2 separate regions of the Homo sapiens genome follow, and region 1 is linked to region 2. Evidence: chromatin loops called from intact Hi-C (ENCODE). Cell type or tissue: CD4-positive, alpha-beta T cell. All regions are shown on one strand. Links, peaks and the distances in the headings refer to the core of each region. The heading gives the core; the rest is flanking DNA. Region 1 holds the start of DEPDC1B (DEP domain containing 1B). Region 2 holds the start of SMIM15 (small integral membrane protein 15).

Evidence for each region. A loop is a pair of places that touch in the nucleus more often than their neighbours do. Peaks named below come from ENCODE experiments on the same cell type or tissue, not always from the same donor. Only the 100,000 strongest peaks of a DNase experiment are listed, where the experiment ranks them.
Region 1: it touches region 2 in a loop (3-fold over the local background); 4 of 110 quality-filtered maps call a loop at or near these places.

Annotation. Positions count from the first base shown.
Region 1 is chr5:60,694,658-60,709,754 of GRCh38, forward strand. It overlaps DEPDC1B (DEP domain containing 1B), which reads right to left and starts at 5,509. Exons shown (of 11, transcript NM_018369.3): 1 at 5,389-5,509. The coding sequence starts at 5,436. It overlaps LOC124900982 (a long non-coding RNA gene), which reads left to right and starts at 5,583. Exons shown (of 2, transcript XR_007058779.1): 1 at 5,583-5,684; 2 at 6,997-7,430. In CD4-positive, alpha-beta T cell, for the core only: no CTCF peak of the experiment used is centred there; a DNase peak (open chromatin) is centred at 5,504; H3K4me3 peaks cover 1,845 bases; H3K27ac peaks cover 338 bases.
Region 2 is chr5:61,159,823-61,174,893 of GRCh38, forward strand. SMIM15 (small integral membrane protein 15) reads right to left here and starts at 2,646. Exons shown (of 3, transcript NM_001048249.4): 1 at 2,395-2,646; 2 at 1,266-1,405; 3 at 1-377. The coding sequence starts at 349. The coding sequence ends at 125. It overlaps SMIM15-AS1 (SMIM15 antisense RNA 1), which reads left to right and starts at 2,494. Exons shown (of 4, transcript NR_109908.1): 1 at 2,494-2,704. RefSeq lists enhancers at 1,813-2,709, 2,195-2,274, 2,345-2,604, 3,135-3,234, 3,275-3,334 and a silencer at 2,785-2,894. In CD4-positive, alpha-beta T cell, for the core only: no CTCF peak of the experiment used is centred there; a DNase peak (open chromatin) is centred at 2,699; H3K4me3 peaks cover 1,989 bases; H3K27ac peaks cover 1,395 bases.

The sequences.
Region 1 (15,097 bases), core at 3,284-8,283, 460 kb before region 2:
CTTCTGAGATTTGCCATTTTTCTATTGGGTTATCTCTTTTTTAAAATCAATTTTAAGAACTGTTTAATCTGTTAATGTTTAAAGGGCACAGAAGTCAGGAAAGTTAATCGATTTTGTTCAGCTCAATATCCTCACAACAAAGACCAGTGCCTGACATATAGTATACCCATTTAATATGTACTGATGAATATAGAATATTAAACCTTTTTGTTATATGTTACAAATGTTTTATCTTAGCCTATCAATTTCTTTACATAGTCTCTAGCTATACAATGATTTTGTTGTAGATGTTGATGTTTTTATAAGGAAATAATTATCTATTTTCTTTATCAGTTCAGGGTTTATTCTCTTAAGAAAGCTTCCCTATCCTGAGGTATTAAAATATTTATCAAAATTTCCTTTTAATATTTTAGAGGGTATGTTTTTTAATATGTAAACCTTTAACTGAATTTTATATGGTGGGAGGCAGGGGATCTCTATTTTTTTCTGGATGGAGAGTTGTGTTAGTCCATTCTTGCGTTGCTGTAAAGAAATACCTGACACTGGGTAATTTATAAAGGAAAGAGGTTTAATCAGCTTACGGTTCTGCAGAGTGTACAAGAAACATGGTGCCAGCATCTGCTCAGTTTCTGGTGAGGCCTCAGGAAGCTTTTATTCAAGGCAGAAGGTGAAGCGGAAGCAGGCAGAAGGAGGCACATAACACAGCAAGGGGGGAACAAGAGAGAGTGAGGGACAGGGTGCCACACTTTTAAACAATCAGATCGCACATGAACTCAGAGTGAATACTCACTCATTGTCATGAGGACAGCAACAGGCCATTCATGAGTGATCTGCCCCAGTGACCCAAACACCTCCACTAGGCCCCACCTCCAACACTGTGGATTACATTTCAACATGAGATTTGGAGGGGATAAACGTCCAAACCATATCAAGAGTCAATTATGCCATGCTTTTCTAAATGAACAGAAATATTATTAAGTAACCTTACATATCACACTTCTTGATTGTTTCTATCCCACTGAGCGACTATCTGTTCCTGTGTAATACCATACAGTTGTCATTACAGTCAATTAATACCAAGTATAAATCCCTGGTAGGACAAGGCCCCTGTCTTCTTTGTAAGGGAATGTGAAAACTTCTTTCTTTTTTTATTTTTTTTGAGACAGAGTCTCGCTCTGGTGCCCAGGCTGGAGTGCAGTGGCGTGATCTCGGCTGACTGCAACCTCCGACGCCCTGGTTCAAGTGATTCTCCTGCCTCAGCCTCCCAAGTAGCTGGGATTACAGGCATGTGCCACCACACCCAGCTAATTTTTGTATTTTTAGTTGAGACGGGGTTTCACCATGTTGGCCAGGATGGTCTTGATCTCCTGACCTCGTGATCCACCCGCCTCGGCCTCCCAAAGTGCTGAGATCACAGGCATGAGCCACCGCACCCAGCGTGAAAATTTCTTTTTGTGAAGTTCATTTCTTTTTGTGAGGGAAAACTTTTTTCAGTTCTCAGAATTTTACTCTTCAGCATGAGCTTTCAATTCATTGCATTCTCCCACACAGGAAAAAAAAATCCATTAGGATTCAGAATGGATTAACTGCTCTATTGCTACTGACTTTTATTTCATACTAGAAAATGTCTAATAAAACATCTTTATCAAAGTCTCATTGCCCCTTTTAAAAAGAGCATTTATAAATAGACTTTTGAATTTACTCATTTTGATTTTGAATGGCATTTATCATTATGGGTTATATTTCCTTAATATATGAAATACTTTAGATTTTTTAAAGCCTACTGAGGTCACTTTGGTCTCTGTTCCCACTTATTTCCAAATATAACTAAGGGGTTATTTGGCTACTCTGCTCAGAAAGAAAAATAAGTATCTTTAAATAATCTAACAATATACCATTCTCAGTCACTTTTGGAAACAAAATATCCTCTGTCAATAAATAACAAGAAAGAGCTTGAGTTTTTTTTTCATGACATTATATTTGAAGAGAATCTTTACAACAAATGGAACAAAACAGATTTGTTTTATGATTTTAAAACACTTTTTGTTTTGCTCTACTTATTAATTTCAGTCCCCTAGTTTCTCAGGAAAAAATAAAATCACACAATTGTTTTTTCTTAACATGATGAGGCAAACTATAAGACATACACCTACTGCTGTGCATCCTGTTCTTTTCTCCAGGATATTCCATTTCATTTCTTCTTAGTACCAAAAATATTATGATAGCGGTGCTATAAAGAAAACTGACTGGTCTGGGAGTTCAGTGACAACCACTCCTAGATCTACTTGCACTTGCCACAACCTCGTTGTGTGATCTTGCCATTCTAACTCTCAGATTCAATGAAAGCTGTATGTCTTTTAAAATTTATCAGTTGCATCAGACCATATATATAACTCAGAATAAGTTCAAAGATTTAAGCAGTTTCTAGAAAAAAAATTTTTCTCTCTACTTGAATGAACTATTTATACCAAGTTTACAAAGATGAAAGTTATTTCAGTGAAAATGTATAAATGGATAACTAGCTTCACATTTATCATGAGTTGGGGCTGTCATTTGACTTTTGTCATAACATTTTACCTAATCCACAAAATGTTATTTTCAAATAAGACTTTGGTGCTTTAGAAAAAGCACCAAAGAGCTTTTTCTAAAGCTGTACATGCTTTGAGAAAGTAAAGTGAGCCATGAAAGGAGAAAATAAAGGCCTAGTTTTTGTATCCCAATAGATTTTTACCAAGCTTCCCCTGAAGAAAGTTTAGAATGAGCATGATGGGAAAAGGGAGAAATTGTATGCTGCAGATAGAGGGAGGAAAGGCCAACTAGGTCCAACAAGTAAAAAGAGGACTAGTCTCAAACTATTAAATATATGATTTACCTAGCAAAAGCTTTAAGTCACAGCTGAATTACACTGGGGAAACAATTACAGACTTTACAATGGAAAGAAGCATCTTCAATGTTGGCTGCAATCACTGACAGCAGGAATACTCACTTTTGAAAAAAAAAATTGGCTATTGTTTTCTGTTTTCCACATCTTAGTTTAATATTATGTTCCTCAAACACTATGAAGTTGAGAACTGAATTGATTACCTGGGAAATTCTGGTGAAACTGAGGTGTTTGTTTCATTAATTATCCATGTCATTTATCTTCTTAACTTAATCAACCTAAATTTAGCCTGAATATTATTTGTTAGGGACTGAAGACTTCTAGAGAGCAGAGAGCACCTTTTTTTAATTAAACAAATTCCTTTGATAATATTTTAATGTGACTCAAGAATCCAGCACTATCTATATATGGACCCTCTGCATCCATGAAAAGAAGTACCTCATACAATTCTGTGAATATGAGACTAAAATACAATTCCAATTATGAGGTATTTTTTTTTTAGTCTAATGCAGGAAGAATGAAGACTAGTCACGTCAAGAACCACAGCCTTGCTATGTTTTCCTTGTGTAAGTGCTGTAAATAAATTGGTGAAGGGAATGATCAAATGCCTTATTTTCCTCCCTAAAGTTAGACTTATCAATATTCTTGACCCCAGATCATTCTGGTGTCTATACTGTATAGAGTGTTCGCAAAGATGAGTGCAATGATTCTTCCCATCCTCTCCACATGCACCTCTGTGGCTTTGCCACCCTGCCCATCAAGAAGTGGAGTTGAATTTCTAGAATCTGGATTTAGCTGTTTAACTTGCTTTGACCAATGAGATTTGAAGAAAAAGTCACAAGCTGAAACTTCCTTTTAGCTACGTTGGAACCATGAGACCACTACGTGAAGATGCCTCCGATAACCTGTTAGAGATATCTGGCCCAGGTAACAGCCAGGACCAAGTCAAGCAGCCATCTTCCATCATCCAGTAATAGCCAAGTCACATTATTTGTGGCACATGAGTGACCTCCACAAAAGAACCATTGACATGAGTCTAGCCCAGATTACTGATCCAAAGGATGAGCAAATAAAATGCTTGTCTTTATGCCAAATAAAACAATGTCACAGACTCTCCCAATCTCCTTATTATTTTTTTTTTTTTTTGAGATGGAGTTTCGCTCGTTGCCCAGGCTGGAGTGCAATGGCGCGATCTCAGCTCACTGCAACCTCTGCCTCCCAGGTTCAAGAGATTCTCCTGCCTCAGCCTCCTGAGTAGCTGAGACTATAGGCGCATGCCACCATGCCCAGCTAATTTTTGTATTTTTAGTACAGACGGGGTTTTGCTGTGTTGGCCAGGCTGGTCTCGAACTCCTGACCTCAAGCGATCCATCCCCTTAAATCATGTAAAATTTCATGAGTATGTGCCATGTGCAGTTTTCTGTGAAGAAGATCCTTAATCTTCATCAGATTCTCAAAGCGATCTATGAGCCAAATTTAAAAAGTAAAGACCCATCAGCCCCAACTATGATTTCTCTTCCAGAAGCTGGCCTTCTCAGCTCTGGCTTGACTTACTGGTATAGTGTGTGGCTGGCTTTGGAAAGAAAAGGAAACTCTATTTACATTATCTGTATCCCAGCATCCTCACCTCTTCCATGAGTCTAGCTGAGTAAGAGTTTGGATGTTAGTTCCCATCTTTTCCTGTGTATTCATTATAATGCATGGAACTATGAGAGTAATTCCCATGTTAAATGTGGCCAGAGAGGTCGGCAGACCAAGGAGCAAGTTACTGTCCTCCCAAATTACCATTACACTTCCACAGAAAGTCCTCTAAAAACTTGCCACAGACATTACCAAACTGTCACCCTTTATTGTTCCAAGTCAAAGCAGACCAAGTACACCTCAATACCAAAGCTTTTCTCCCAGAAAAAAAAAAAAAAAAAAACAGGAACTCAGAGTCGGCAAAGACTCTCCTAAAACATCTGTCCTGGCCAGCTCTTCATCTGGATCGGTGCTGACAGAAACAGAAACGCCAGGGGCCGGAAATGCGGCCAGCGCGATGCCCCTCTGTTCTGGGCACCGTTTATTCGAATACCCCGTCAGGTATCATCAGGTGTCACTCAGGAAGGAGACACGCCCTGCCTGGACTGCCGCGAACGCTGAGCGTTACGGGGTACGTGGTGGCCCCTCAGGTTACCGACCGGGTCGGTTAGATTCCAGAGGACAAAAGGCAGGGAACAGCCTGGTCTTGGGGTCTTTAAACAGAGAGGCGCCATCTACTGCCGAGAACCCAGTCAACATCTCATGGACAAAGCTGCACTAACCCCCGGCCGGCTGAGCTCTGGGCCCCGTTAGCCTTTCTTTGAGGCTCGTCCACTAAAAGGCAGCCCCAGTAGTCCCAGCTGAAATGCTCCACACCCGAGCCCCGCTGGCCTGCGGAAGCGAAGACTGACAAGCACTCTGTCCGCGCGCTGAGTGGGGGCTCGCGGCACCGGGTGCTCCGCCCAGGCCCCAGCACACTCACTCACCAGCCTGGTAGCTCGGTACGGCCCGGGCCCCACGATGCGATGCTCCATGGCGCGTAGGCAGCAGCGGCCGCAGCCGCGCCAGCGCTGATCCCCGCCAGCCGGAGGAGCAGCAGTTTGAATCCCAAGCCCGCGGGCTGCGGGCGCTGATTGGGCGGCGCGGCAGCACGTCACCGGAAATGCGCGGGGAGGCAGGCGTCTTCTCCGAGACCCGCGGCGCTGGGAGCTCCGCGTGCGAACTTGCCCGGGGCGAAATCTGTTGCCCACCCTGGTCCCACCGTGCGAGCACACCTAGGCAGGTGCGACTAAGGGGCCGGGGGCGTCTCCCCAGCGCTGGAAAACGCTGTGCAGCGCCCTTCCCAGATTTCTGCGTCCGCGCAACACAAACACACGCAACGCTATCTCTACAAAAGGGTCAATAATAGGTGTTATCCAGCGACCGAAACCCAGCTTTGGGCCGCGTGGATAAATACCTGTCCTCCCTACCAAGTGCACTGTGAGCCTGGAGGTGCTGCTAACGCTGGGAGAAGCGGTAGTGAAATGAAGCGAGGCGACAGCTTTTACCAGTGTAGGGACATTTAAAAACGGGATAGAGAGCACAAGGAGCGTAGACAGTGTGTTAAGGGCAATAAAGAGCGGGAAGGGAGCCCCGATTCCTCTTCTGTTTGTTCTCATGATAGTCTTTTCCCCTTTAATTTGAGTTCTATGTTTTGTATTGGGCTGATACTTTTAGTCCTCGGCAATAGGGTTGTGAGTCCTTTTTTGACTGCTTAGAATTTTCCCCCTGGGAATTGCTAGTCCGATTTGCAATCTTTCAGAGGGACAAATGAAGTAACTCCATATACTTAGGACTCTGTACACCTACTCAAATTTGGTCATCTCGGTAAGTACCCAGGACAAGACGTTGAAGGAGTGAAGGTGTGCCATTCCAAAATATGCCTAATTGGTATATTGATTATTTCGAGCGGAAAACATTGGAGAAATGGTAGTTTCAGAAAGGGCAAGCTGACCTGCCTCTTCGATGCAGCAGGCCACAAAGATTTCTCTGGGATGGGCATCCTCTCCCTACCACGGTGAGAAAATAGCCTTTATCACCAAAGGCTTGGAATTGAAGGCTGCAGTGGACCTGAATAAACATTCTTAACGAAGTAACCCTATCTTCCACTAGGAGATATAGGAGATTTTTTACATATATCTTCTAGTGACTCCCTAGAAAATGTTACTGCCTTTGTGAGCTGTGGAAGTTAACTCGAGTCACAGGGCACCAAAATATGTTAGCAGCTGCCCATATCCGAGACACGGCCCCAAAGTATGTTACAGGCAGTGAATTCCTACAGATCTGCAGCAACCTCAATTCTTGACTCCTCAGAAGAAAGAGTTCGACTGAGGGGCATAAGGCAAAAGGAGAGACCAAGGCAAGTATTAGAACAGAAGTGAAGTTTATTAAAAAGCTTTGAATGAAAGGAAGTACACTTGGAAGAGGGCCAAGCCAGTGACTTGAGAGATCTAGTGCGTAGTTTGACCTTTTGACCTGGGGTTTTATACGTTGGCATACTTCTGGGGTCTTGCTTTTGGGGCTTTGCATTACTTCTCTCCTGATTCTTCCCTTAGAGTGAGCTGTCCACAGGCGCATACTTGAGCCCACTTGCCCAACTCCTAAGATCTTATCGGGAAGCTGCTGATCAACAGTTCAAGTGTTTTCTATTAGGAGACTGCCTTTCCCTGGTGCCGGCTGTGACCAACTATTATTTTAGAGAGACAATTAACAACCACCTGACCATCACCTGATGGCTGCCTGACATTCCTGATGTGTGTGTGTATGAGGGGGAGCCCTCTCCTGCCCTGCTCATGCCTGACTAGCTACCTACTGTAACACCTTAACCAGATTTTCTTTGTCATGGCTTTTCTTCTCAAATTTATCTCTCTTTACCTAAAAAAATGAATAAAAGCATCTTACTTTGGCCACTTCTTCAGACTTCACTCTCTTGTGAAGATCCCCATGTGCACATAAAACTAATAAAATGTGTATACTTTTCTCCTGGTAATCTTCCTGGTGTCAGTGTGGTTTCTAGATACAACTGGAGAGCTCATTAAGAGGTAAAAGGGAGCTTGGAGGTGATCTCTGGCTCCCCTATAACATCATAAGAAAGATCTAAGTAAGGGATTGGACCACCTCTTCTCATCCTCAAAACCACACCACTACCACCACCCATTTGCTGCCTTAGGTTTTTATTTAGCCCAAGAAATGTCCTGAGATGATACATATATATTGCTTTTGTAATTAGAAAAAGCAATTTAAAATTTTTTTCTTACTTCCAGTAAGTGAATCCTTATCAGAACTTTTTTTCTTTTAACCTCTAAGCTCCATGGAAGAGATCTTCTTGTCCTTGGCAAGGAATATAAAGAGATACTTGTGTCCTTGACACAAGAAGCAGGAGAAAGGGAATTTTAAAGCCTTGTCTGAGACCTGCCACCACCTATCATGGTGGTGAAACTAGAATCTGATACAAAACATTATGTCCAGCATTATGCAGCTTTCTAGTTCGGTAAGTATCACAGACTGTGAAATTCCATAGATCTGGATTTCAATAATGACTGGTACTGCTTACCAGTGGAGTGACTTCAAGCTAATTATTTAATTTCCATCTACTCACTGGTAAACTGGGAATATTAATGATTATCTTGCAGAGTTGTAAGGATGTATGTAAAGTGCTAAATATAGTGCCCAGCATGTATTTAAAGTGCCCAGCATATAGCAGTAATAAAAAGAACTATATATTTTTTTAAAAAAATCATGCCAGCTTCTTGAGCATTTCCCAAGAGCCTGTTATTAGCCATAGACAAGATGGCTGTTACTAGAAAGGCATACTTCCAAAGGATCTACATATCAGAAGACACAAAGAGTCATTGCACGGGCCAGGGACATCTCCCCAACGCTGGACAATGCTGTGCAGCACCCTTCCCAGACTTCTGCACTCACGCAACACAAACACACACACTATTTCTCTACAAAAGGGTCAATAAAATGGTGTCATCCAGCGATGCCTCATGCCTATAATCCCAGTACTTTGGGAGACCAAGGCAGGTGGATCACTTGAGCCCAGGAGTTCAAGACCAGCCTGGGCAACATGGCAAAACACTGTCTCTACTAAAAATACAAAAATTATCTGGCTGTGGTGGCACGCTCCTGTAGTCCCAGCTACTCAGGAGGCTGAGGTGGGAGAATCGCTTGAACCTGGGAGGTGGAAGTTGCAGTGAGCCAAGATCGCCCCACTACACTCCAGCCTGGGTGACAGAGTGAGATCTTGTCTCTAAATAAATAAATAAATGCCTCAAAGAAATCGAGGTTTTACATTTGTTCATTCACTTATTCAGCAAGTATGTAAGAATACACTACTGTGTGTCAGGTATAATTCCAGTCTGAAATCATGCAATAGATAAAATGCAGCTTCTAGGAGCTGACTCCTAAGTAGAGGAAGGGATGACAAGCCAGCTATAATACATTCAAATATGTATTATATATCAGGTGGTGATTGAGTACTGGGAAGAAAAGTAAAAGACTAAAGTGGAGAGGGTGGTAGGGGGAAGTTGCTGTTTTGGTTCAGGTGGTCAGAGAAGGCATCTTTGATGAAATGACATCTGTGTAGACGATCTGAGTAAAGTAAGGGGTAGTTGTCTGGGGAAGAGCTTCTAAGCCGAAAGAATGAGCAGCCCATGAGAAACTTCCAGGAGACATGGGAAGGAGGTTGGTGCTGACTAAAGTGAGGGAGTAAAAGGGGCAGTGGAGGAGATGGAGTTGAATACAGAGTGGAGTGGGGCTTTCAGACCACATTATGGGCCATGGGATTCTGATCCTCTTCTGAATTAGTGAAAATATATTAGAAAGTTTTGATCAGCAGAGTGATCAAAACAGATCACAATCACTCTATTGATCTTTGGCCAATCATTTTGGCCAAATCACTCTGGCCATTGCGTGGATACTGGACTCGGGTAGGCATTGAGGGTGAGAGAGGAGGCAGGAAAACCAGTTGAGGAAGCTGCTACAATACCTCACTGGAGAAAGTAAACATATTTGCTTGGTATGGTGCTTGGCACATAGTGGCATTCAACAACTATTTACTGAGTGAGTAAATGAGTGAGCAAATGTATTGCTCATGTAGTGTATTCTTACATAAGCTTTAGAAGTTATTCATTTCTTAAAGATCAATTTGATTCATTCATTCTGTTTGCCATTTCTCATATGAATATGGGCAACAAAATAATAGCTAGCTTTTACATTTTTATTTTAATGTATCAAATTTGTTTTTAAAACTCTTACTTTTTATCATTAAAGTCCTCTGAGATTTTGAGTTTGGGAAAATACAATCTGCACATACTCCATGACTTGTGTTATAATTGCCCCTCCACCTCCTGCCGCCTCACACACCATTACAGTACAAAGTTAGCATAATAAAACCTGTGCCAAGGAATATAGCTAAATGGATTTTCATATTTGAGAATAAGCTCAATTTCTGACACATCGCAGCTATGCCATGTAGCACATATGGTGAAGTATAATTCTCTACACCTCAGAAAGAGACGTAATGAAAAAAAATTTTAATTAACATTGATCTGGCCAAGAAATATAGGATGAATTAAAGGAGGAAGATTCTGAAGATAGGAAAGCCATTTGGAAGACAGCTGAAGGAATATAGGCATGGAATTCCATGAGTAATAGAGTGTTATGAGAAAATACCCACATAATCTTGAGCAAGACTCACCTTCTCTGATTATCAGTTTCCTCATCAGTAAAATAGAAATAATAATGGTACTTGCTTCATAGGGTTGTTGAAAGACTTAACTGAGGAAATATATACAAAGCTCTTAGAATTTTGTTTCCCTTATATGGTAGGCAGAATTCTAAGAAGGCCCCTATTTCAGAAAAAGAGAACATATATGTACATAATATACATATATGTACAGACAGAAAGAGACAAAAACAGACAGAGATTTATTAAAAGGAACTGGCTCACATGACTATGGAGCCTGATGAGTCCCAAGATCTGTAGTTGGGAAACTGAAAACCCAGGAGACATGATGGTGTATTTGCAGTCCAAGTTCAAAGATCTGAGAAACAGGGCCAATGGTATAGCTCCAGTTTGAAGTCTGGTAGGCTTGAGACCAGGAAGAGCTGATGTTTGTTTCAGTTTGAGTTTAAAGTCAGGAAAAAAATTGTTCCAGCCTGAAGGCATTCAGGTGAAGAAATTCCCTCTCATACAAGAGAGAAACAGTCTTTTGTTTTATTGAAGCCTTCCACTGATTGGATGAGGCCCACCTATATTAGAGAGGGCAATCTACTTTAGTCTATTGACTTACATGTTAAACTATCAAAAATACCCTCAAGAAATACTCAGAATAATGTTTGACCACATATCTGGGCACCCTGTGGCCCAGTAAAGTTGCACAAAAAATTAACCATTACAGCCCCTGAGATCCCCAGCCCCTGATATACATAAACCTTCTTCCCATTATTCAACCAAACACTAATCTAGACACTGCTGTAATGGGATTTTGCACATGTAATTAAGGTTGTTGATCTTGAGGTAGGACAAATATCTAGATAGGCCTACTTAATCATATGAGCTCCTTAAAAGGAGAGAAATTTCTCCAACTAGTTGTATAAGGGAAGCCAGAACTAAATTCCACCAACCTGAATGAGCTTGGAAGCAAATTTTCCCCTAGAGCCTCTACAGGAGAACTCAGCTGGCTGATGCCTGGATTTCAGCCTCCCAATACCTGATACATTGAACAGAAAGCAGCCACACTGTGCCAGATTTCTCACCTACTGAACTGTGAACTAATAAATAGGTGTTGCTTAAAATCCAGTTAATCTGTAGTAATTTCTTATGTACCAACAGAAAACTGATACACATTTTACATACAAAACTCTGAAATGCTTGTTCTAGTTACTCTATGGCTGGAGTAGGAATGGGAGAAAAAAATCAATATTTAATGAGTAATTATTTACAAGGGATGAGGGAGAAGAAAACGTCAAAGATGGCTCTAAATATATTCTGGAAAGCTGGCAAAAAAAAAAAAATTGTGCCATTAACCATAAGGAAAGAAGAGTTGTCTGGGTAAGCAAGAAGGAACATGGAGAAGGGGTCTCAGACTTTCCTGTGCATAAGAATTGTCAAGGTTCTTATGCATAGTAAAGCGCATAAAACTCAATTTTATGGATTCCACCCACAGAGGTAGCTAGAAGTACCTAGATTCCATAGCTAATTTGCTGTTTGACTATTTGCTAGTAGCTCCAAAGATCCATGACATGTACAGATTTCTAATTTTGATGAATCAAAAACTTGAAATCCCCACCTTGGGGGATGGAGTGTAAGAGAATATCATCCAGCTTGTAATTAAGCCCATCCAGCCACCTGGAATCCTCAGCTCAATATGGCTTTCTACTTTTCTAATAGAGAAAAGTAGAGTTAATCTCTACTTTTCATGCCAATGCATGTTACCGGAAAAAATATTTTGTTATACTGATATTGGATAATTCACACAAGCCATTGGACTTATTCCTTATACATGCCAAAGGCCAAAAGAAGTCGATACTTGGACATGCAGCATTCAAATGAGAATGAAATATCCAAAGAGAAATAACCCATATTTGAAAATACTAGATGAAGAGGTTGGGTACAGTTGGGGAAGTTAGAGGGAGGAAGAATAGAGAGAGGAACAGAGGACCTTACCAATGTCCCATTTCAAGGCTTTTGGTTTATGGCCTTGACTGACCTGTTTCTCTGGCCCTCATACTACTGCCTCACCCCTGTGTCTAGACTTATCTTCCTACACCTGGCTCTTCATGTACCACAATCTCTCAGCCTTCCCTGGGCCCGTGATAAATCTTATGACAGGGGCTTGTCCCATTCTTGGCTCCAACCCTGGAGACTAAAGTTCTGGACATTCATCAAAGACCTTCTCCTCTATTTTACTTTTAAAGGCACAAGATTCAAGTTTCTGCCTCAGCAGAATTACAGATCATTACATATTACTGAACTTTGGGGCAGCTGACAAATAGTCAAACAATATATTGTTTGATATCCAGTATTAGTAGATCAGTTGTCTGGCCCATGGCACCTAAGCTCAGTTTTAAAAGAAATGAAAAAAGTAAGATAAAATTATTGGCATTTTTTAAAGATTCATCACAAATGGTCCCTGAAATAGCAAGTGTACTTAATTTAGCTGGGGGGAAAAAAACTCAATTAAAAGTTTAAAAAGGAAGTTAGGGTAGAAGGGTGGGGAATATATAGAACTTTTGGGAAACACTACTGCCAGATCCTACAGACACTTAGAAGAAGTAAGGTGCTCAAGGCAGAGGGTGCTTCCTTCAGGGCAAGATATTTAACAGGAAATTTCTTACACCTGGAATCAACAGTAGAGCATCCTGTGTGCCTAGGCCCATGGACCACACGCACATGCAAGAACCCAGAATCAGAAGTGGAGAGTAGCCGGGTGCACAATCTCAGTGACTGGAGGATTGCTTGAAGCCATGAGTTTGAGACCAGCCTCAGCAAAATAGCGAGACACTTGTCACTACAAAAAAAAAAATTTTTTTTTAATTAGCCAGACTTGGGGGCACACACCTGTGGTCCCAGTTACTGAGGAGGCTGAGGTGGGAAGACTGTTTAAGTCCAGGAGTTTGAGGCTGAAGTGAGCTATGATCATGCCACTGCACTCCAGCCTGGGCAATAGAGCGAGATTCTGTCTCTAAAAAATAAAAAATAAATTTTAAAAAATGGATAGTGGTCGGCGTCACTAAGCCAGAAACAGGATGAAATTGAGATTGTGAGCAAAAGCAGTTGGGGAACAAGGAAGGTCTGTGAGCTGGGGTTGGGGCAGGGTGTCTGTATGTGTTGGGCTACCTTGAAGGGCTAACAAAGGCAACAATGGTGATTGTGTTCGCCCCCAACACTGCTGCTCTTATTTTCTTGCACAGCCAAGCAACTGAAACTTGAAAGGTTATAAAAATATAAAAAACAAAATCATTTTAAGCTTTTGTCCTTACTGATGATGATTAGATTTTATATTTTTCTTTTATTTATTCTTAAAGGTTTTAATGAGAATTCAAATGTAGGCTTATCATTTAATCATATTCAATGTTTTGAATCTGATAAATCCTCTGTGGTATAAAAATACACATTTTATTAAAAGACTTTTTAGAGTAGTTTTAGGCTCACAGCAAAATTGAGAGGAAGGTTCAGAGATTTCTCATATACCCTTTTACCCACATGTGCATAGCTTCTCTCATTATCAACACCCTCCACCACAGTGGTGCATTTGTTACAACTGATGTTTTAACTTTTCACTGGGTTATAATACATTGATATATATTTCTTTTTTAGTAGGAATCTAAGTCCCTTCCCAAATCTTATGTGAAATTGTAATCCCCAGTGTTGGAGGTGGGGCCTGCTGGGAGGTGACTGGATCATGGGGGTGGTTTTCAATGGTTTAGCATCATCCTCCTAGTGCTATTCTCCTGAGGGAGTTCTCATGAGATCTGGATAAAGGGTATAGCACCTCTCCCCTTTCTCTCTTCTTCCTACTCCCACCATGTAAGATGAGCCTGCTTCCCCTTTGCCTTCTGCCATGATTGTATGTTTCCTGAGGCCTCCCTAGAAGCTGAGCAGATGGCCAGCATCATGCTTCCTGTACAGCTTGTGGAACTGTGAGCCAATTAAACCTCTTCTTTATGAATTATCATCCCAGGTTTTTCTTTATAGCAATGCAAGAATGGACTAATACACACATATGGAGAAAAGTACACAAATCTTCTTTATATTTCTTGGTGAATTTCACAACCTAAACACATCCTGTAACCAGCACTCAGATCAAGAAACAATATATGAAGAGTATCCCTCCTCAAGCAGTTCCACAGTGTAATGGTGAACACTCTGGATTCTGAATCCAGCTGTTCAAGTTCAAGAAACAAAGGATGACCAGCACCTGAGAAGACCCTCTCATGGCACTGCCAGTATCTACTCGCTAAGGGTAACTGACACAGATATTTTACTGTGTAAGAAAAAAGAGAAGCAAAAAAGACTATACAGCAGACCAAAAAGGGAACAGACGCTGAGACACAAGTTACTAGGAATTTAGTCCCTCTATGTTATAACCCAAAAACCAATGTTGGAAACTTAAGGAGAAAAAGATAAAAGGATTTTATTTAATAGACAAAACCCTTATAGTATCCAGTTTCAGACTGGATCTACCATTTGTGAATTTTCCTGTTTCAGTTAAAACTAAAGAGTGACTTTCTAGACATTGAAATCTGTTTGACTGCATTTTCCTGTCTAACTTTCTCTGAAAAGCCTCTGGCTTGCTCCTGGAATTAATTCGCAGGGCAGTGGTGTTATTCCAGCTCCAGCGAGGGATTAGTAGAGAGTGGCTCTGCAGAATTCACTATGAAGTTGCCTCCAAATCTGTCAACAAACCAGAACCCTGGAGAGTATTTTAAAAAGAGTTGCCAAGGCCTGACTTCAGAGCCCTTGAAAGTAGCTGCTTTTAGGAGGGAAGGACCAGAAGAGTTACCACAGAAATGTCTTTTTTTTTCTTTTTTTAAGATAGGGCCTCACTCTGTTGCCCAAACTGGAGTGCAGCGGTGTTATCTCTTGTCTCACTGCAGCCTCTGCTTCCCCGGCTCAAGCAATCCTCCCATCTGAGCCTCCCAAGT
Region 2 (15,071 bases), core at 1-5,000:
TGGTCAAATTTCATTTACTAAATCATACTGTCAAGAAATCCAAAGAAGAAACTTTAGTGGATTCTTCCAAAGCTGTGTAATTTTCCAAATGATTTTCCTCTGGTTGCAAAGCCTGTTCAGTCCTTCAATCCTTTTTTAGTCGTTTAGCTTTTGCAATGTTTTCTTGGCGTTTTTGCTTCTTCTTTTGCTCCTTCTCCCTGGCCTCAATCATCTTGGCCAATTTCCAAGACAGTACAGCACTTGCTAGGAACAGTGGAGTAAGGGCCAAAATAACGGTTGTAAGGAAGCCATAGGGGTCCTTTGCAGCCCATTCCACAACATACTCAGCCCAAGCCTTTATATCAAACATCTTCACAGCAGTCTTATGAAAACTGGGGCTGGGGGAGGCGGGTGGAGAACACAGAGGAAAAAAACAGGAGAAAAGACTATGTGGTTAATCAAATTTTGAAAAAGTTTCCTCACACAACCAGTTAACTCAGGATTCCATTATCACTCAGTTTGCTTTTTTAAAAAGTACAACTTAGTACTATTGTAATAAGGACTAGTATCTCTGGTTAGGAAAAAGTAATTCATCTAGTACAGCCAGAATAGTGACACTTCAAAGAGGTAAAGTTATAGAAGATTTAAAAAAGCCATGTGACTCTGTCATAAGGACTATGCATTCTCACATGCCTCCTATATTCAAGACAAACTTTATTTAGGAGGAGGCTTTTATAAAAATCTTGAGTTTTCTGTGGTCATTCCAGGAAACAGCTGAATACAGTTTGTCATTTTTTGACATATCCTTAGTATTACTAATTAACAAAAATACAAATCAGCAAATTTGGTGTTTGAAAAGGACAAGCAACAGAGCATGTGAAATGCTCGCAGAGAAGGAGAGATGACTATTTCCCCGAATGGGAAGGAGAGGGTAAGGGAGTCATGACATCGCATTAATATGCCAAAGAAGCAAAAAGTACTGTGCTATTTTATGCCCTTTCAGCTTTGAGGACCTCTGTTGGAATAAGCCTAATTTAATAAATGAGAAAGTAGCCTTAACAGATGCCATGTGTTTTGTTCCTTTTTGAGTGTAAGGAAAAGGCAACTGGCAAATGAGGATTATGTGACTTGAGTGACGTTTTCTATTTTGCCCCAGAGGCTTTTCTCCCTTTCATGTTTGTGTCAACCGCTATTCAAAGTGGAGAATTAGAATACCTGGGTAGGGAATGAGTGTATATACATCCACTTACAATTTCAACTGGAATTTTTTTAAAAAAATCATCTACCTTATGCTTGAGTAGTGATCCCTTAACTTTGTCCTGGTGTTATTAGTGACCCAATCACGACTTCAGATGACCCTTGGTAGTCTGTCTTCTTGAGTTCTACTGTACACATCTGAGAGACGGTTTAAATTCTGTACAATTGGCTAGTTGGAAAGAATACAAAAAATAAAACAAAATTTAAGTCACAATTTCAGGATAATTGTAATAAAATTTTAAATGGAAAATTTCTATATTGTATATATGCAACCTATATGACATCTAAAATTGCCTATCCGGTATAGTAACTTAATACGTTTCTTCCTCATTTGAATTTACAATTGCAAATGCCCTGTAAGAAAATCCTAATTACTGGAAATCAAGTATTTTACTAAGTTACTTATTTCAATAATAAAATTTTTTTAGTTCATTGACATACGGGAGACAAGTTGGCTCACTGACTGACTTACACAGCGTATCCGTTCCTAGATTTTCAATTTTTATACTAAAAATGTTGCCACTCATTTATTTACTGGATTAGGTACACCACTACAAAATCAAACAGCTCATCTTACTCTTTATAAAGGTTTTTTTGGGTCCATCATACAATTTGTGTCCTTTACTTAAAAAATTAGAAGACATAACCAAACAAATTATAGTAATTCACCCACAGTCCCATTACCCCAAGAAAACTGTGACTAGTTTTAATTATATCTTCCCCACGATTTTCAACTGAACACACATGAAAGTGCCTAATACGTTAAATATCTTAGCTCCTGGACTTCATACGACCTCACCCATACAGTTAGAATTAGGTACTACTGAGATCGATCTGCCTTCACCTTCTCCAGCCCAGTAGCGAATAAACAATGTAAGTTTCAGAAATAAGCAAAAGAACTTTGCAGTAAAAGAGCCATGGTCCACAGGCCACACATCTCCCTGCAACTCAACTTCGGACCCAAACGCTCGCGCCTCCACACTTTCAGGAATAAATCCTACTCTTCCGCCCAAAACGGATCGACCAGGCTCGATCTCCCAACCAGACCCGCGTGGCCCCTGCGGCTGCAACGGGTAGCACTTGACGGCCGTCCGCACTTCCTCCTTTGTCTTTCCCTTATTCCTTACGTTTCTCCCTTGCTCACTCTTCCCTCCTTACCCTATCGGGGCTGCAGACCCACGGAGGCCACGTTCACTCCTGCCCGTCGGCCTTGGCAAGCGCGGGCCCCTTGTCGCGCAGAGCGGAGGGTCCTGGGAGATCCTGGGTTGGCCCAGCCACACCTTGCGCCGCCGCCGTTTCTGCTGGACACCAGGAGAAAACCACGGCAGCTGCAGCCACCAACTTCCCCTACATAGCCCCACGGGATCGGATCCCACTCCCCACTCACCGCCAGACCGGAAGCAGGAAGGCGGAAGTCGCGGCCTTTGCGTCCCGCCCACAGGCGACCCGAGCCGCCAGCCGGGCGTGAGTAAGTCTAGGGCCCAGTTTCCGGCTGCGCCATTGCTGTGTGGGTCTTGGGACCTCGAGTTGGAGGACGCGGGAGGGTGGGGGCGGGGGCAGGGCAGCGCTGAGATTTCCGGGGAGCGGCAGGTGAGGCCGCGCGGGGCGGGTGACGGCACCCGGGCGGGCTCCTTTCCAGGCTGGAGCCCGAGACTGCCACGTCCTGCGGGGACCAAGTGGTGGGCGAGGAGGCGTGGAGCGGCTTCAGGACTCGAGGAGCGGTTCCGAAGCAGCTAGGGACTTTTGCCTTTGCCCCCCGAGGTCGATCGGAAGACAACCCCCATCCCCTGCTGTAGCGGGACAGTTGGAGGGTCATGGGTGGGTGAAGTGTTTGGCTGAGGGAAACTCAGACCAAAGAGCAGCGGCAAGAAAGCAGTTGGGTCCCCACAAAACGCCCGAAGTCAAGGTGAGGGTCACACAACGACTCTTGACGATTCCGGCGAGTTCATCCTGGTGCACATCCCACTCCATGCCTCTCTCTTCTGGTTGGACAATAGTTACATCCTTACGAAAAGGAGGCAAGCTACTGGGCCTTGGTGGATCCACTCAACCTTGTTACCAAGGGACATGCCGCCATGCTATGTGAAAAGGGGGGTTTTGTTGTTTGTTTTTAATTTAAGTATCTAATTCGTTTCACGAAAGAATGATCAATACCGGCCCAGAGTAAACTTGATAAGTAATTAAACTGTCAGGGCATAGAGTTCCCATAGAGGTGCTTGTTCTTTCAATACACAAATAAAGGGATGCAAAAGTCAACATGCAGAAAGGGTGAGTTAATATTGTCTTCTAATCTACAGGAACTGAAAGATTAGCTAATCTGGTTTGGTTGGTGACCAAATTTTGTGATTGCTTGCACTGTTTGACTACCTCTGACAAATGTTGCAAGACCTCTTCACTGATTCTCCAAAGACTATAGAATGTTCTCTTTCAGGAGCAAGCTGCGACATGTTTAACTAGTTTAGGTAAAACAACAATAACTGTTATTTACCAGGGAACAGGCTTTTGGCAGATAATCTAACGATCTACGATACTGTTCGTTGGGCATATGTTAATGTTTGTAATGTTGTATTACCAGCAGTTGTTTTCTTACTCCTTTTTATTTGAAAACCTGGATGATAGTTTCAAAGCCTATGCTGCTTAGGCCTAGCCTGTACCTTAGTAGCCAGAAAAAGTAGACTCAGTCACTGGATTGTGTGCACTGAATACTTACTTGAGATAACTGATTTTTCTAAAACTTCCCCAAGTCTTGAATCCAAGATGTGGGCAGAATGTATTATTTTAACATCCTTCGTTCCAGAGGCCAATGCGTGTTTTATTTTAATCATGATAGGTGGTTTTCCCAGTTACTGCCTCCGGATACTTGCAGTGCTGCATCCCTAGTTAAAAGCCCAGAAGTCTTGGGCAGGAAGGAAGGGCATATAAAGAGAAAGCCTTTGTAGTTCTTTAGCTGTAATCTAGACCAGGGGTCCCCAACGACGGACTGGTACCTGGTTTGCAGCCTGTTAGGAACGGGGCCGCACAGCAGGAGGTGAGCGATGGGTGAGTGAGCATTTCCGTCTAAGTTCCGCCTCCTGTCAGATCAGCAGCATCATTAGATTCTCATGGTGCGAACCGTAATGTGAACTGCATGTGCGAGGGATCTAGGTTGTGCGCTCCTTATGATAATCTAATGCCTGATGATCTGAGGTGGAACAGCTTCATCCTGAAAGCATCCCCCATCCCCGTCCATGGAAAAATTGTTTTCCACGAAACCAGTCCTGGATGCCATTAAGGTTGGAGACTGCTGATCTAGACCATGCCTTTACAATCTAAGTTTGCTCATCTAGCTTCAAGTTACAGGACAGTCTGCAAGACCAGGAACAGCATAGGGGTTGCCACAGTGGAGCTCCTTACTGCAGTCTGCATTGCCTTAACTAAAGGTGGTGTCAGGATTGATTCAAATACTGTGAACTACTTTCCATAAAGAGAAGTCTGAGCTCGTGAACTGAGATTCACAGTTGTGGTACAGTAATGTTATGTATACTCTGATAAATCACTCTGAGTGTGTTTCCACTTAGATATGTGGAAAGCATACTAGGCAATCTCCAATGCCCTTTCAGCTTTAAAATCTGTAAATTGGACTGGATTTGGTCATTTTTCTTAAATAAATAGCATAGTAAGGTATTTGATAGAAACATTATTGCAAGTTTTCTTAAGGTCTTTTTTTTTTTTTTTTTTTTTAATTTTGAGACGGAGTCTCTGTCACCAGGGCTGGAGTGCAGTGCTGCGATCTTGGCTCACTGCACCCTCCACCTCCCAGGTTCAAGCGATTCTCCTGCCTCAGCCTTCTGAGTACTTGGGACTACAGGCGGGCATCACCACGCCCAGCTAATTTTTGTATTTTTAGTATAGATGGGGTTTCACCATTTGGCCAGGATGGTCTCGATTTCTTGACCTCGTGATCCACCCGCCTCGGCCTCCCAAAGTGCTGGGATTACAGGCGTGAGCCACCACCGCGCCTGGCCTTTTTTTTTTTTTTTTTTTTTAAACACGGTCTTGCTCTGGCCCAGCTGGAATGCAGTGGTGCGATCATAGCCCACTGCCTCTTCGAACTCCTGGGCTCAAGGGATCCTCACTCCTCACCTTCTGAATAGCTGGGACTACAGCCACAAGCCACCATGCCCAGCTTAGCATACTCATTATTTTTTAAACCTATGACCAGTGTTAATTTTCTGCTTAATGTATTCAGTTCTAAGTCAAGCCCAACTAGAGAGAATGAGTTTCAGTGATTTTTTTTTTTTTTTTTTTTGAGACAGGGTCTCACTAAGTCACCCACGCTGGGGTGCAGTGGGTCCATCACTGCTCACTGCAGCCTTGACTGCCTGGGCTCAAGCGATCCTCCCACCTCAGCCTCTAGAGTAGCTGGGACTACAGATGCATGCCACTATGCCCAACTAATTTTTAAAAATTTTTTTCTAGAGGCAGGGTTTCACTCTGTTGCCCAGGCTGGTCCCAAACTCCTTGCCTGAAGTGATCCTCCTGCCTTTGTCTTTCAAAGTGCTGGCACTACAGGTGTGAGCCACTGTTCCAGGACAAGATCTTATTTCTTTGTTTGAAAAGATCCTTAATCAGGTTTTTATTCTCTCAAATGTCTGTCAGAATACGAATTTAGAATAACAAGGAAATAAGGTCTGCTTTATTTACTTTTAAGAAATAAAATATTATTCATGTAAGTTTAGCCAAACTAACTAAACCTGATGCTGTTAATGAAATAGGGCCTGCCTTTGCATAAGATAATTCCTGTGTAGTATATCACACCACCAGCCTCTTCAGCACTAGTGTACTCTATTGCAATTATATTTTATAAGTAGAGCCTTATAAAATTCTTTTGTCTATTGAGAATGGAAGTCCTGTGGCAGTCCCATGCCATTTTTTTTCTTAAAAAGTATTTTTCCCTTGATTGGTGCAAAATTATATCTCATTCTAACCCATGTCAAAGTTGTAAGTAGTGAAACCAGAATAAGATTCAGATAATATTAAGATAATAATATAGTTTAATAATAACAATTGAGTGTGTCTAAAAGACTTTGAGAGTTCTCTTACCTGCATCTTACTTTGATGGAATTGGTTTCTTCCCTAAATTTTATTTTGTGAGGTTTTTTACTTCCATTGAAACATAATGCAAAACATTTCTTAATAGGCACATTTATGTAATATTTATTTATTTTTATTTATTTATTTATTTTGAGGCAGAGTCTCGCTCTCTTGCCCAGGCTAGAGTGCAGTAGTGCGATCTCAGCTCACTGCAGCCTCCACCTCCCAGGTTCAAGTGATTCTCCTGCCTCAGCCTCCCGAGTAGTTGGGACTACAGGCGTGCACCATCATGCCCAGCTAATTTTTGTATTTTTTGTAGGGATGGGTTTTTACCATATTGGACAGGCTGGTCTCAAACTCCTGATGTCGGGTGATTTGCCCGCCTCAGCCTCCCAAAGTGCTGGGATTACAGGCCTGAGCCACTGTGCCCAGGCAGTGATTTTTTTTTTTTTAGCATAATCAGATTTTAGTGATATTTGAAAGTTTATACAGAAGAATAATTTTTTTTAAAGCTACTTATTGTGGCCAGGCACATTGGCTCATGCCTGTAATCCCAGCCCTTTGTGAAGCAGAAGCAGGTGGATCACCTGAGGTCAGGAGTTCGAGACCAGCCTGATGAACTTGGTGAAACCCGTCTCCACTAAAATTAAAAAATTAGCTGGGCGTGGTGGCACATGCCTGTAATCCCAGCTACTTGGCAGGCTGAGGCAGGAGAATTGTTTGAACCCAGGAGGTGGAGGTTGCAGCAAACAGAGATCATGCCATTGCACTCCTGCCTAGGCAACAAGAGCGAAACTCCATCTCAAAAAAAAAAAAAAGCTACTTATTCCAGCTCTTTGGGAGGCCGAGGCTGGTGGATCACCTGAGGTCAGGAGTTCGAGATCAGCCTGACCAACATGGAGAAACCCCGTCTCTACTGAAAATACAAAATTAGCCAGGCATGGTGGCGCATGCCTGTAATCTCAGCTGCCCGGGAGGCTGAGGCAGGAGAATTGCTTGAACCCAGGAGGCAGAGGTTGCCGTGAGCCGAGATCGCGCCACCGCACTCCAGCCTGGCAGCCTGGGCAACAAGAGCAAAACTCCATCTCAAAAAAAAAAAAAAAGTTACTTATTGAGTACTTAGTATGTACCAGGTGCTGGGCTAGGTGCTTCACACTTATTATCACTAATCCTGAAACTAAACAACACCACAGGATTGTATTTTTATACTAATTTTACAGATAGGGAACCAGAGACTTTAAAAATAAAGCAGGAATTTTAAGTATATCTGGCCAAAATCTCTGCTCTTTTTTAATCGAAAAACAAAACCATTGTAGAATCAAAAAACATGCTTTCATTCTATGAAATCAGCGTTTTTTGTCTTTCATTTTTCTTGACAAAAAATGCTGATTTTATAATATGAAAGTATGTTTTTTGATTCTATAATTGTTAACAGATAATAACTAAAATCCCCCCAAACTTCAAAATTGCCTATTGCCCAGGTGGTGGCAGCATGTCTCAGAGAGCCAATGTGCTGGGGAAGGTTTTCTCCAACCTTGCCAGTTGATCGGCTTCTTCATCCCACATACATGACATTATAAACCTCTCAATTCTCTGTTGGGCTCTTTCACTGCTATTAGACCAACCCATCGGTGGTTCATGGTCCCATTAGCCTCATCTTCTGAATGGGTCATACTCTGCCTGTTTCAGCCTATTTTCCCTGCAAAGTGTGACCAAATTGTTTTCTGGAAAACTCATTTAGGCCTATCCTATAAGTTGTTTCAGTTAGTATTTTTCCAACCATTATTAAATGTTGTTTGGCAGAAACACCTCCTAAACTGTTAGTTAATATTATTAAGAAATGCTTGTTTAAATTAGAAGGCATGCGTCTCAAACTTTGGAATACACCAATTAAAGGAGATAATGAAAAGCTTATAAAAGATAGAGGCCGGGTGCGGTGGCTCACGCCTGTAATCCCAGCACTTTGGGAGGCTAAGGTGGGTGGATCAAGAGGTCAGGAGATCGAGACCATCCTGGCTAACATGGTGAAACCCCGTCTCTACTAAAAATACAAAAAAATTAGCCGGGCGTGGACTAAAAACACAAAAAATTAGCCAGGCGTGGTGGTGGGTGCCTGTAGTCCCAGCTACTCAGGAGGCTGAGGCAGGAGAATCACTTGAACCCGGGAGGCGGAGCTTGCAGTGAGCCGAGATCGCGCCACTGCACTTCAGCCTGGGTGACAGGGTGAGACTCCGTCTCAAAAAAAAAAAAAAAAAGGATAGAATTAGTCTTCAAAATAAGAACAATAAAATTCAATAGGGAGCAGTACAAGGTTATATAATTTGGAAGGAATGCATATAAATATATAGCAGATTACTCGTTAAACTTTCATTAGCCAAAAATTGCTTAAAACGTTCTTTTCATATGTTTGCAGGGCTACTGCCTTCCTAGAGGTTTCAAATGAAGTGCTACCTATTACAAAAGGCTTCTCCACCCCCATAACATTTTTTTTCTCCACAGCTTTTACCTCAATCTGATACCTTGTTTACTGGTTCACTGTCTATTTTTTCCACTAGAATGTAAGCTATATGAGGTCGGTTACCCCAATACCTAGAACATTGTTTTAAATAATTGATTTCACGATGTAGCATTGTTGCTTACAAATAAAACTGAGAATGTTTGAAGGAATTATGAAATAATTTAAATCCTGGATATTTGTGAAGCTCATAGTAAAGTGCCAAACTGTTGAAGTATGTTTTGAAAGTGGTGAGATACCCTAGTAGGAAGAGGTCTAAAAGATTAGTAAGATGTTTTGGGAAAGGTTAAAATAATTGTAGTTATCGTGTTAATGAGAGAAGACTAGTTACTTAATGATTTCCAACTTCGTAAAAGTATTTACAGGAAAGTCGTGATTCATCATTTTCATTGATAAAAAGAATTAGTCCTAGGCCGTAGGTGCTACGATTTAAGATAAGAGCAAGCTAGACTAGAGATCTAAATAGAGATCTTTGAAAATGGGATAAGAGTGTATACGCAGACTAGATGCCCTCACTAGATACTTTCCAGCCTGTGATTCCAAACGCAGATTGTGGGAGAAAGATTAGATAGCAGGTGCTTCTGTTGTTGATAATTCCTTGCTACCCATGGCCATTGCCATTTTAAAACCAATTCAGTGTGTTTTTTGAGCGTAGTCAATATAGGTGATTATATATTGCTGTTTTGGGTAGTTTATATTTGTTGACATAATACTGAAAATTGGATGTGTGCTTTTTTAACTCCAAGACTTCATATTTACAATGCTTAATCTCCAGAATGCCACCATACATGTACATGCTGCAAACTAATTCCCTGTAGTTAGCAGCCATCCTTTTGGAGGAGTAAAATGTCCAGTAAATCTGAAGCCTTGGGTTGTAGTCCTGCTAAAATCGTAAGAGACCCTAAACTTTCTGGCTGAAACTAGAGGATCAAATATTAGGCCTGTCCCTATATGATTTTTAGCTATGTCAAGTAACTTTTTATTTCTGTACTGGGTTCTCCTAGCCATTAAATTAGAATTGCTATCCCATTGGGAAGACTAATTCACGTTTAAGAAGCCTTCAGTGTAAAAGCTTTGTATTGCAAAAGCAGCCCCTAGCACGATTGCCTTCACCAAGTAGCATTTTAATTTAGACCTTCTACCTTCACCTAAGCTAACTGCTTAAAGTAACCATGCAAAAATTTTTAACTGCATTTGCAATATGATGTTGTCAAGGGTATTGTCCTCTGTGTCATATTGTGCCCTTTTACTTTTTTATTTTTTAATTTTATTAGAGATGGGGTCTTGCTGTGTTGCCAGGGCTGGTCTCAAACTCCTGGCCTCAAACAATCCTCCTGCCTCAGCCTCCCAAAGTGCTTGGATTACAGGCGTGAGCCACCACACCCAGCCTCAGTGTCCTTTATATAAAGTCCCATGTAAGATATATTAGTAAGTGATTCTTAGAATAGTTTCGGAAGCCACTTTTTGATAGTGAAAATTTTGTCAGGAAGCTCAAGCCAAATTTGAAATGCACGTTTAACGGTCATCCTAACCTGCATACTTGCATTTCTTTTTAAATATGCTTTTCCTAGAACAGATATCCTTTATCATTATTGTATATGTTCACGTAGGAAGACATCGCAATCCTTTGTGAAATAATGTGGGGTACAGGTTGCCTGTAGGTAAAGTGTTTGAATCTCAGAAGTTTACATAGAGACCCCTGATATGTTAACAGGTAGTTACAAGTAAAATTCTCCCATTGATCCAAATTTTTATGTTTATTTTTAAATCTCATAACTATTCAGAACCATTAGTTCTCATTCAGAACTGTGGAACGTAAGAAATCATTTGGAATTGCATCCCAAAGTCTAATTCTAAAAGCTAGTTTGTGTCTTTAAAAAGCTTTCAGAGTATAATGTGTATATTTGGAATCTACTTTAAAAAGTGAACAAAAATTTAATGATACCAGGCTATAAATATAGTTTCCTAAACCATCAGTTACACATCCTGGTCCCTCACTTAAAGACATCCTGGTCCCAAATTTTTAGTTGCATCTGCTGAGTTCAGTTTATGTTTTTAGGCTTCCTGGCTTAAAGTAAGGAAGTAGAGCAATCTGAAATCAGAAACTCCATTCTGTTTCATATATGTCTTCTTGAAGTAGGGTAAGTAATACTGGCAAGTTTGATGAGTTTCTGGAGGCTTTGAATTTGAAGTTTTCCTAAATTTTTAGATTTGCCCTTGACCAACTAATTCTCCACTCTCTGTAATAAGCAGATAATAATAATTCCTGCCTTCAGACAGAAAGTTGGACCAATTTTTTTTTATTTTTTTTTTTATCTCTAGGTTTTAATATTCTGTTGTAGGACTATGCCACAGTTGTAGAGTTGTACTGTTAATGAATATAGGTGTATAGGAATCTGATGTAATCTCTAGTTCTGGGTTCATATTTTATCTCATTATGTGGGTCAAGGAAACTTTATTTTTGTGCCTAGATTCCTATATCCATAAAATAGTATTAATAATACCTGTTTATTGTGATACTAATTAATAAACATGTAACTTCCTTTTGATAATAAAAAGGTTGTATTCTGTAGAATTCATTTGTAAGATGATTGTTGGGAGCTTACACAGATTATCATGTAATTAATACTATAAATAGTAGCTAAGTTCCTCACTTAGCCTGTAAATGCAGATTTGACACACAGCCTAAGTGGAAATAGTGCCTCTGTGTAAAAATGGTAGAAATTTTAATACTGGTAGTAAATAGTGGCCAGACATGGTGGCTCACGCCTGTAGTCTCAGCACCTTGGGAGGCCGAGGCAGGAGGATCCCTTGAACCCAAGAGTTCAAGACCAGCCTAGGAAACAGGGTGAGACTTCCTATCTCAAAACCATAAATAAATAAATTAATGAAATTTTTTAAATAGCAAAAATTCAATGAATTTTTGATTGCCTTGTACCACAGTATGATTTTGTAAAGAGTTATAGAAAATGAATTTGTCTTGGTCCTTTTTTTCAAACTTTTATACCCTGGAAGGTATGAATGCTTTGTCAGCACTTTTTGGACCACTTTACCATATATGTAGCATTGCATATATGCAATACGTATATGCAATCATATATGTAGTACAGGAATCACTTTTTGTTGCATCTGTCTTCAAATCTGCTAATCCTTTTATACCACAGAGAACTCAAAGCTACACATGGGCCTATAAATTATTCATGCATGTATGTAATGCATATGGAATATAGTCCTATACATTAACTGTGATGTGCCCTCACCCTGTATCCCCCACATTATTATCTGTAGAATGAGATACAAACTTCTTAGAGGATCCTAGAGATCCTACTAGTCTGGCCCAGGCTCCTTACAAATCTTCTGCATGATAGATTTATTTCAGACCTCTTGTAATTCCAAGACATGTCTTCTGGTTCGGTGGTTGAGGGTATAGACTCAAACCAAACTACCTGGTTTGAATCCCAGCTCTGCCTCTTGCTAGGATGCTGCTGCTATGAGAATGTACCTCACAGACCCCCAACTACAGGGAGCTTACTTGGCCAAGGGCCCCAGCTGCTTGCTATGCTGTGAAATCCATCACTATGTTTGTGCTAAGACCTTGCTTTTCTCACAGTTCAGCAACTGAGCATCATAGAGATTCTAGGAGACCCAAGACTCTTCTGATAGCCAGCTCAGGCTCAAGGACATCCCCATTGCTTTGCCAAGCCTTCCTTAGGCTACATGGCAGTCTGGTACACTTCCACACAACCTTCTTTCCCGCTCTCTTACATTTGGGGTCAGACTTGCATCCTAGTGTGATAGTCCACCAGTTCTTTCCCAGCTCCTTCCCTATCTTCTCTCACAGGTGTTTTCCCTAATAAAAAGTCTTGTACATTTAGTCCCATCTTGGCATCTACTTCTGGGGTGATAATATTGGAACAGTCCCATCCATTACCTGACTGAGAAGATGCCACCTTAGTTGGTAGATGGAGCATTCATAGTCCCAGACATAACTTTGCAGCTTAATTGCTTAATTTCACCAGTGTTGACTTGGAACCCTGTCCCAATAGAAGGAAATAATGGGGCTAAGTGTGATACAGGCATTTGAAAATGCTTGCAGAGACAGCAGAGTTGGCTGGTTATTGCTAACTTAAACACTACAAGTGGAAAACAAGAAATGGGACTGTTAACAAGCAGTTAATAGCTAAGTATGAGAGGCTCTATGGTAACTTACAAAGAGGTCTTTATCACCTATAGGACAGATTCAGTTGAACCACAGGTTCAAGAGCTAATTGTTAAGAGTCACAGAGCTCCAGAGACATTGGACCATTTAATATTTAGAATAGGCAGGTCTATTAATGTAGAGAAACCTGGGATCCTGAACATGGGATGGGGTCTGGATGGATGCCCCTGCAGCTCCCTCTGGACCTTCTGGTCTAACTAGTATGTCTGCTGTGCTGGAAGATACAGAAGCTTGCTGCCACAAGGCAGTAGCCCTTTCTCCCACCTTCTCCAACTTCCCCTACTTCCTTTCCTGGCTGCCAAGCCAGTAACTAAGATTAAATCCCAACATAACCCAGCTGGGACATGCTGACGTATTTGCAAGAACCAGGGGAGCACTCTTGGGATTGGATTTTAAGGGTGCTTGGGTCTGTGGACTAAGCTGTCTTAGGACAGCCAAGTAAAACACTGAAACTGCCTCCCACTCCTGCCAAGATAGTAAATCAGACACAATATTGTATCCTGGGGGAATGACGGAAATTAGTCCCACTATTTAAAACCTGAAGGATGGAGGAGTGGTGGTCCCAATCGTATCTTTTAATTTGCAGGCTGCTCCTTGAAACTGAATAGATCCTAGATGGTAACTATAGACTTCTACTAACTTAACCAAAGAATAACCCTGCTCTCACCTGCTGTGCTGGACTCATTGCTAGAGCAGATCAGTACAGATACATGGTATGCAATCTTTGATTTGGTAAATGCATTTTATACCATTCCAGTTGGAAAACAGGATCAGAAATAGTTCACATTCATGTAGAACAGACAAAAATATTCAGGCTGAGTTTTGCCTCAGCCTGTGTTAACTCTCACCCTCAGTCATAATATGAAGAACTCTGGACCATCTCATCCCTCAGAACACCACACTGATCCAGTTTATTGACAACATCCTACTTATAGGACAGGATGAGGAAGAGATAGCTAGTATGGTGAAGGCCTTGGTAAGATACCTGAATGCCAGAGGATGGGAGATAAACACTGAAGATTCAGAGAACAGTCACATTAGTAAAGTTTTTAGAGGTCCAGTGCTCAGGGCAGTGTCGAGATATCCTCTCCGAAGTGAAAGACAAATTGCTGCGTCTTACAGCCTCTATACCAATAAGGAAGTATAGCACTTGGTAGACCCCTTTGGGTTCTGGAGGCAACACATTCTACATCTAAGAGTAATGAGCCAGCTCCTCATATACCAAGTGACGTGGAAGGTCGCCAGCTCTGAATGGGGCCCAGAACAGGAAAGGGCTCTGCAACAGTTCCAGGCTTCAGGTGCAAGCAGCCCTGATACTTGGATCATATGACCCAGCAGACCCTAGTGTGTCAGTGGTGGGAAAAGATGCAGTGTGGAATTTATGGCAAGTCCAGTGGAAGAGTCATAACATAGGCCCCTGGGATTCTGGAGCAAGGTGATAACGTCTGCAGCAGAGAATTGTATTCCCATTGAGAAACAGCTCTTCCATGTCACTGGCTGCTATAGAGACTGAATGCTTTACCATGGGACACTTAAACCTCCTCCTCCCTATCCTTGAGTGACTGACTTTCTAACTCAATATTTATTAGTTGACATTCTACTGAAAGAAAGCATTTTCCTTCCTCCCCCATTCATTTTTTCATTTGTTTATAACAGAATGGACTCATGGATTCTTAGTCAACAAATCAAATATTGTTACTGTTGTTACTTATTTTGATGTTCTAACTGTCCCAGTTTTGACCAATGGGAACCCCAGGATGTCTATGTCCTTTACTTGTGTCCTCATCATTCTTTGGGGACTTTCTTGCTTTTTGGTACAAGATGTTCCAGGCTCAACTTGTACTATTCCCACTCTAGCCCTGCAATTGGCTATTTCTCCAAGGAGCTCTGCTTCCTTTCCACGTAGAATGGTATTCAGGAACCAAGATCTACTGAGTGCCAGGTTTGCTCATTGCTACTGGTGTGTCATTGTGTGTAGTCCCTCTCAGCAGACGGATACATACAAAAATACTTATATTTATTTCTAGC